3 separate regions of the Mus musculus genome follow, and all the other regions are linked to region 3. Evidence: chromatin loops called from intact Hi-C (ENCODE). Cell type or tissue: heart. All regions are shown on one strand.

Region 1 (2,500 bases), 73 kb before region 3:
ACACAAATACACACACCCACACACATATACAGACATCCACACACATATTCCTCCGACCCCCACCCATACACACACACACACACTTTGTCAAATACATATACACCCATACAAACACACACACATACTCCACACATACATATAAGCACAGACACGCTTTGGGAACCCCCCTCCCCCATCCCACCACCACCATGCATGAACTTTATGAAAGGAAAACCAAATCCTAGACAGGACTAGTAAGTTGCTGAAGGATGTACAGGTAATAAGTTCTGGTCACTACTGGGTGATAGTAGCCAGGTCACTTTCCTTCTCTGCTTTGGAGCTAAAATGAGTTCACATAAAACAAGTCTGGCTCAAGCCAACATCTACACCGAGCCTTTCTGTGAGATACTCAAAACTGCTCTGTTGATCTTGGCTACCTGGTTGAGAAGTCAATTCGTCCAAGAGTGGCAGGATAAAGAAACATCCCCTCGCCCTTTTTCTCCCACTCCCTTGGTGGGGATGGCCTCAGTCACAGGAGCAAACCGGTTCTACCACAGCAACTATCAGGGGTGTGTGTGTGTGTGTGTGTGTGTGTGTGTGTGTAGTGGGGATCCCAAGGTTACCAGGTTGGCTCCCAGGCTCCATGGTGACAGAGACAGAGCTACTGAAGGGGGGGGAGAGGGAGAGGAAGGGGGGGGAGGGACAGGAAAGAAGGAGGAGAGAAGGGGAGAGGAGAGAGAAAGAGAGAGGAGAAAGAACGAAAAAGCAGAGTGAGGGAGAAGGGAAGGGAGAGAGAATGAGAGAGGTCAGAGAAGGAGAGGAGAGAGGGGGAAAAGAGACAGAAAAAGAGGCGGAGGAACAGGGAGAGAGAGGATCGAGAGGGAAAGGAGAGAAAGAGGAGGAAGAAAGAGGGAGAGAGAGGGGGGAGAAAGGAGGAGAGAGAGAAAAGAGGGGAGGGAGAAGAGGAGGGGAGGGGAGAAGAGGGAGGAGAGAGAGTCTGTACAGTTTTTGGCACGCAGCCATTGACCCTGTCCCAGTCCGCTCCACGTGGGGGCAACCAGCTTGCTGTTCCCGTCGCTGGAGAAACAAAGGAAGGGTGGGGCAGCGAGCCTGTCCTCAGGGAGGCAGCTTTCCCTTCACTTCCAGAATGACTCTGCGTCTCCTGAGACAAGTGACCTGGTACTATGGTGGGACCTACGTCCCGATCTAGGGCCAGTCAGCTATTCTAACCATTTCCTCAGTTTTTAAATCGGGTTTGCTGGTCGCTCTACTCCGCAATCTTTAAGACACACGAAATGACAAAAGACTAAAACAAAGATGGACCCTCTAGTTAAAGGGAAAACAATTTTTTTAATCAGTTGGGCTTGAAGTTCCCCTCCCTCAACCTCACCCCACAAATAGCCAGAGGCAAAGACTCTGAGTGCTTACTGAGGCTGGCGCCTGTGTTGGATCTTTGAATGACGTGTGGAGGAGCTGCGTTTTCCTTGCCTGTAGTTTAAAATTTAAACATAACAACCATACGATTCTTTCGGCACTAGTTTCCCACCTGGGCTTATGTTTGCTTTGTCCACGCTGGGGCTCCAGCTCTATTAGCTTGATTCATTTTTGCTGTGGTATAAATTCTCTGCTCCCTGCTCACATCGTGATATGTTTAGTTCTTGGACATTTAGGTTCCTAATTTTTATCTTCTCCCTCTGTCTCTCTGTCTCTGTCTCTGTCTCTCTGTTTCTCTCTCTCTTTTTTTAAGCCTAAGGGCAGAGGCAAGCAGATATCGGTGGCCAGACCCCGTCTCAAAAAGACAAAAACAAAAAACAAAACAACACAAACAAACAACCCCTCCAAAACCCTCATAAACAAACAAACAAACAAACAAACCCCAACTTTTAAAAATTTGACAAACTGTTTTCCAGGGTAGCTGTACAAGTTTTGGCTTCATCAATAGTTCTGTTTCCTCACAAGTACTTGGTATTTGAAATATTTTTATTTTAGCTATTAATATTATTTTTAAAAGATGTACTTACTTTTTCTTATGTGTGAGTGTCTGAGCACATGTGCATGCAGTGCAGTCAGAGTCAGAAGAAGGCATTGGAGCCCCTTGAACTGGAGCAATAACCCTGCGACCTGAACTTGGGTCCTCTGCAAGAGCAGCCGGTGTTCTTAACCACTGAGCCATCTCTTCAGTTCCTGACATCTGTCTCTCTGAGTCTTAATTATTGCATTTAGCATGATGATCTCCAGTTCCAGCCATTTTCCTGCAAATGACATGATCTCACTCTTTACAGCCAATTAAAACCCCAGTGTGGCCAGGCGTGGAGACAAGCCATTGATAATCCCATTTCCAGGGAATCTGATGTCTTCAAATAAAACATTCATGCACATAAAATAAAACAAATTAAAAAAATACAACTCAGCAAAACCCAGGAAGAAACCACATATATGTGTAACAATTACAGTGTTTCTGAGCCCCTGGGATGTGAAAGGTGGAGAGGAGAACCAGGAGTTCAAGGTCACCCATGGCTAC
Region 2 (2,500 bases), 54 kb before region 3:
GTGTAAGAGCCCTGAGTGTTCTGGAAGATTCTGTAGATCAGACTGGCCTGTAATTCAGAGATCTCCCTGCTTCTGCTTCCCAAGTGCCGGGATTAAAGGCATGCACCACACACCCGGCCTTTTTTTAAAGCTCTCATTGCTATTGGGATTGGCTGGTTCAGTTTTCAGTGCCTTATTTATTGTCTCTTCTCCCTATAAACTTGATTAAAACATGAACGTGTTTTAATCACCATCTGTCTACCTTCATTACAGGCCTTCCCTGACTAGTAAATGGCCTTGCTCTTTGCTGCCGTTTGTCTGGAGTCTTGGATGCTGTCATTGACAAGACCTGTCATCCATACAGAGCGCCTAAAGCTTACCTAATGTTTCTACACTGTTTTCTCTCTTGAAACTTACAGCACACTGGTCAGGGCAAGGACTCTCAGTGTAATCGAGAACAACAAGGCTATTGAGAATAGTTTTGCCCCTAAAGATACTCTTGCTTGCAAGAAAAGCCTACTGAACCATCCAACTCTGGATGATGGGGTCACAAGTCAGTTAGTGTTCAATAGCAGTCTTCACACCAGGATCTCCAACTCCAACTCAAGAGACAAAAGGTTCTTTGAAGGATTTTTAAAAATTAATTAATTACCTTTTTTTTTTTTTTTTTTTTTTTAAAGATAGGGTCTCACCATGTAGCCCTGGCTTTCTGGATCGCCCAATGTAGATAGACACTAAATTGGTCTTGAACTCACAGACTCTCTTCCTTCAGCATGCTGGGATTAAAGGTGTGTGCTACCATGCTCCTCTCTTGAGAAGATTCTTCATCGCACCAGAGTCTCTGAACTTTACAGTTCAAAGTCTCCCTGGCAGTCAGCCTCATCTAACACCGGTTAGTCTAGCAGTTTGTATCTCTCAAGTACCCGCTGCTGAAATCCCTGGTCCACCCTGACCTTTCTTGTTGTTTTGCTTCTGTGTCTGGACTTGGCCAGCTCTCTCTGTCTGGATTGATCTGTCTTGCTCAAGTTTTATTTAAAAGACCCAATCCTGACACACTTCCTTCTTACTGTGATTCGCCTAGTGAGTAGGGCAGGCCCATTAGCAACTCCATCACAACTGCCCTCTAAGGGGTGGGTCTTAGGAGGATCAAGGATGGGAAGGGTGTATAGGGGGTTCTCTTACAACTTGGATTGCTTTCCACTGTTGTATCTTTGCTCTCAGGGCCTGAGGGTGGATTCTAAGAATCATGAAAAGGTCCATTTTTGATGGTCACTCCCTCCACTGCACATTTGTCTCTCTGCGTTCTCATTGGACCCACTGTTACAGGAGCAGAAGCTGGACTGGACCGGCAAAGGGCCATAAAGGCTAGGGTTTCTTTTCCACTTGGGAGAGGCAAAGCGGAGAGCGGAGGGCATTCACCTTCCGGGTGAGATCCTGAGCCTCGCAGAGCGCAGTCAGCGCGGGTGGCTCCTAAGCTGTGCCACGTAGCCGCAGGCCTGAGTGGGCAAGGGTTTGGGAGCGCCGGTTGCACCGATCTCGCGGCTGGGATGAGCAGGGTGGTGTCCGAGCTGTGGCACACCCGAGAGTAGCATCCCCACGGAGCCCCTCCCTCCCCTCCGCGCCAGGCCCGCAAGGAATCGTCACTCACCGAGCCACGGTACTTCTCCAGCGACACCAGCTTGCCCCGGATGTTGACCGCCTTGAAGTCGTAGAAGTCCTGCTCGGATTGCGCGCAGGCCGCGGCCCACAGGAGCAGCCACGCCGTCGCCACAGCTGCAACCATGGTTCACTCCCGAGGTGGCGACTTGGCGAGGGCAAAGACAAGGCGGAGGGGACCCCGCCGTGTGGGGCGGGAGGAGGCGGCCCGCTGGGCAGGACGCGCCCCCTTCTCAGTCGTCTCTGCAGGCGCAGAGTCCCGGCTCTGGACCTCAGTTTCCCTAGCTGCTCTGCGCTGGTTAGCTTCAGATCGCAGGATCCTGTTTTCTTGAGGCTGAGACCAAAATTCGCTCAAACTCAAGCTCAGGGCGCAGAGACTTAATAGGGAGATAGCGGAGAAAAATCTGTGAGGATTAGCTTCTAGTGCCTGGCCTTAGGCGGATCGCTCCACCACTCTGAGCCCCAGTTTCTTTACGGGAATATTACCTAGTGTAGAATTGGGAGTACTGGACTGTAACGGGAAAGTGCTGGAAAACAATTTGATAGCTGAACGATGCGTACAAACTTTAGGTTAATGGATGTAGTGTTTCCCCAAAGTCAGACAAGTGTGGGAGACAAGTCTGCTGCGGTTTGGATTCCAGCAGTGCATGGGGGTTAGGAGAGCTTGCCTATCTAGTCAGTCACTGGATTATTGCCTCCTTACTGGAGGTGCAGCAGGAGCCAAGAAGGCCCGGTATCTCCAGCAGCTGACAGTTAAAAGCTCTTTGTGGACACAAACGTGGGTAGCAGCTGCAATCTCAAGTTAGTGACAAGAGATCTCAATAGCAAGCTACAGCGTTTCCCAGGCGCAGAAAAACGTCTATGA
Region 3 (2,500 bases):
CACAGCTAGGCAACCTGCCCCCTTTCCCGCCCGGGGGCCTCAGGCAAGGCGCCCGCAGCCAGGGAGCCTGACGTGAGAAGCGCGACGGTGCACGCGACCCTAAGCTCGCCGGCGTCCTCGCGCCGCTTCCCGGCGTCGGCGTGCTGGACCGCAGGACCCTCTCTCTCTCTTTCTCTCTCCCTGCAGGCCCGCTCCAGCCAGCGAGCCGCGGGTAGCTCCGACCCTTTCCCTCCCTCCCTCCCTTCCTCTCTCCCTCGGGGGCCCGCCCGCCCCCAGCTCGGGCGCCGATCGGAGCCCGCGCGCGCTCGCCCGCTCTCCCTCCTCAGCGCGGGTGTGTGCGCGCCGTCCTCCCACCTCCATCCCCTCCTCATTGTTTCCGGGCGACCGCCACGAGCCCCGGAACGAAGCCCCTCCCCCCACGCCCCCCGGTCTACCCCCTCCTCCGCCGAGGTTTGACGGGTGCTTGGGGGGGATCCCCAGAATTAAAGAAGAGGGAGCCCCTGAACCCAGCTCTGGGAGGCTCTGCTCCCCGCCTCCGAGGCTATCTCCTCCCATCCCAATCGGGATCCCAGGCTGGGGAGAGCCTCCGACTCCCCTCCCCCCTCGGCCGGGCGCCACTCTCCCTCAGCCCCCTCCCCTCAGCGGGTCCTCCTCTTTCTCTCGCTCCCTCCTCCTCCCCCTCCCCGTCCCTTCCCCCCCACAATGCAGTTCGCGGCGCGGCGGACATGGCGGTGGAGTCCTGAGCTCGTCGTGTCCTGGCCTCCATCGGCGGCGGCGACGGCGGCGGCGGCGACGGCGACGGGGGCGGCAGCGGCGGCGGGAGGCGGAGGGGGAGCCGGAGCCTCTGAGATGAGGAGGCGTCGCGCGCGCCTGTAGCTCGCGGGCTTCTCAGGTACGGGGCTGCGGGCCGCCGCGCTGCGCGGGCTGCCGAGGGGGTGTGCTCGGCCGCTGAGCCCGGGGGCCCCCAGCTTGTCCCCTTCAGGTGCGGCGCCTCGCAGGTGTCCGCGCCGCCGGAGCGCGTCTCCGCCGCCCCCTCGGGGCCTGGCACTTCCTCCTGGGCTGGAACTGGCTTCTGGTGTCCCAGGGGAAAGCCGAGGGAAGGAGGGAAGTCGAGAAGGCGGCCTGGGCGGCCTGAGGAGGGCTTTGGGGGGCCGACCTTAGGGAAAGCTGGGGCGCCCGTCCGGCCACCGAAACCTGTTGTAGACGGGGTAGGAGTATCTGAGTTAACGGGATTGGTCTAGCCTTCGCTTAGATCCAGTGCGTGTTTGTCTGTATTGTGTGCCTTTCTTTCACCCTGTGTATGTGTATGTATATATACACTTGTAAACACACACACACACAGCGTGTCCTCCCCGCCATCCCCCGGGCTTGTCCTTGTCGGGAGGGAGCAGAGGTAGGTTTGTGTGGATTTCGTTTCCTGCTCACCCGCCGTCTCTGTCCCCCGCCCCCCAGTCGAGAGGTGCTGGTACTGCGCGCTTTTGACGTGGGTAACTGTGAGATTCGTATTTGTAAACAGACAGCACTTCCCCAGTGTGTCGCACGCCTTCGCAAGTGGTTTCTGATCCTTTTGATATCAGGATTACAAAAGAATGAGGTGGTTAGACCTCAAAGAAGCAGCGGGATTTCTAGTCAGTACCTGAATGGGATTAATTACTGTTATCTTAACGTTGGTTAAACATTTTAAAAAAGAAGATTATCAAACTTTAAAGCAGACGAATCTTGTACCTTGCGTGAGATTTTAGTTTTAGTATACCATGTTTCTTCATTTCGATACAAAAGTAATTCCTTAAACATTTGACGTTCTGCGATCTTTTGTAATCTTAGTGTCCAGAAATGCAATTTGAATTGTGATTTGTTGGAATGAATTTAATAATTAGCTCGCGGAGGTCATATAACCTTTTATATCTATAGATGTATCCCCTCCCCCCTCCAGAGCGTACCTTGGAGCAGGAATGTGTTTGAAGCACTTGGTGAAACAACATACTCTGTTTTGAAAGGAATAAAATAAGATAATCCCAAGTGGATTTGATTATTTAGGGAAAATGCCATTCCCAAATGTTGAATTGTGGCAAGTTTTAAATGTCGACTGCGTGTGTATGCACTTAACATTTTCTTTACTCAGAGCCCATGTGTATCCCCTCAGAAATATGGTGTACACTTACATCCTACTACAGATTAGCCACAACTTGTAAAACTATGAAATATTGTTTGATTTGGCTTTTCTTAAGATAGCTCACGAGCATACAGTGTGCTTTATGGTGCCTTTATAAACAAATTATACGGAGGGCTTAAACACCATCAATGTTGGGAAGAGAAGTTTAAGCTGTTTCTCATTTTAAAAATATTATAAACAAAAGGAAGTTACCTTAACCTCTTAGATACTGTGCTCTTTTCTTTGCATAGTTTTATTTGGCTAGTGTAGAAAATGGTTAAAAAAAAAAAGTAAAGCTTCCTTAAAAGAGTCTAAAAGTGGAAGTGAAAGTGAGTGACATGTTCATGT

What was found. A loop is a pair of places that touch in the nucleus more often than their neighbours do. Peaks named below come from ENCODE experiments on the same cell type or tissue, not always from the same donor. Only the 100,000 strongest peaks of a DNase experiment are listed, where the experiment ranks them.
Region 1: a loop joins it to region 3, with 2.8 times the contacts of the local background. A loop is called at or near these places in 6 of 42 quality-filtered maps.
Region 2: it touches region 3 in a loop (5-fold over the local background); 16 of 42 quality-filtered maps call a loop at or near these places.

Annotation. Positions count from the first base shown.
Region 1 is chr4:108,386,737-108,389,236 of GRCm38, forward strand. All of the region lies in intron 1 of Gm32297 (a long non-coding RNA gene), which reads left to right. It also overlaps a transcript of Shisal2a not described here. Among named protein-coding and RNA genes, the nearest start is that of Shisal2a, 4.3 kb to the left of the region's middle. In heart, a CTCF peak has its summit at 1,032; a DNase peak (open chromatin) is centred at 1,075; H3K4me3 peaks cover 1,360 bases; H3K27ac peaks cover 2,375 bases.
Region 2 is chr4:108,404,916-108,407,415 of GRCm38, forward strand. It overlaps Gpx7 (glutathione peroxidase 7), which reads right to left and starts at 1,798. Exons shown (of 3, transcript NM_024198.3): 1 at 1,628-1,798. The coding sequence starts at 1,762. Gm32297 (a long non-coding RNA gene) reads left to right here. Exons shown (of 6, transcript XR_003955247.1): 5 at 660-871; 6 at 1,201-1,632. In heart, no CTCF peak of the experiment used is centred here; DNase peaks (open chromatin) are centred at 1,106, 1,406 and 1,506; H3K4me3 peaks cover 1,617 bases; H3K27ac peaks cover 1,993 bases.
Region 3 is chr4:108,459,309-108,461,808 of GRCm38, forward strand. It overlaps Tut4 (terminal uridylyl transferase 4), which reads left to right and starts at 102. Exons shown (of 31, transcript NM_175472.4): 1 at 102-331; 2 at 709-892. In heart, a CTCF peak has its summit at 1,427; DNase peaks (open chromatin) are centred at 23, 613 and 1,453; H3K4me3 peaks cover 2,500 bases; H3K27ac peaks cover 1,708 bases.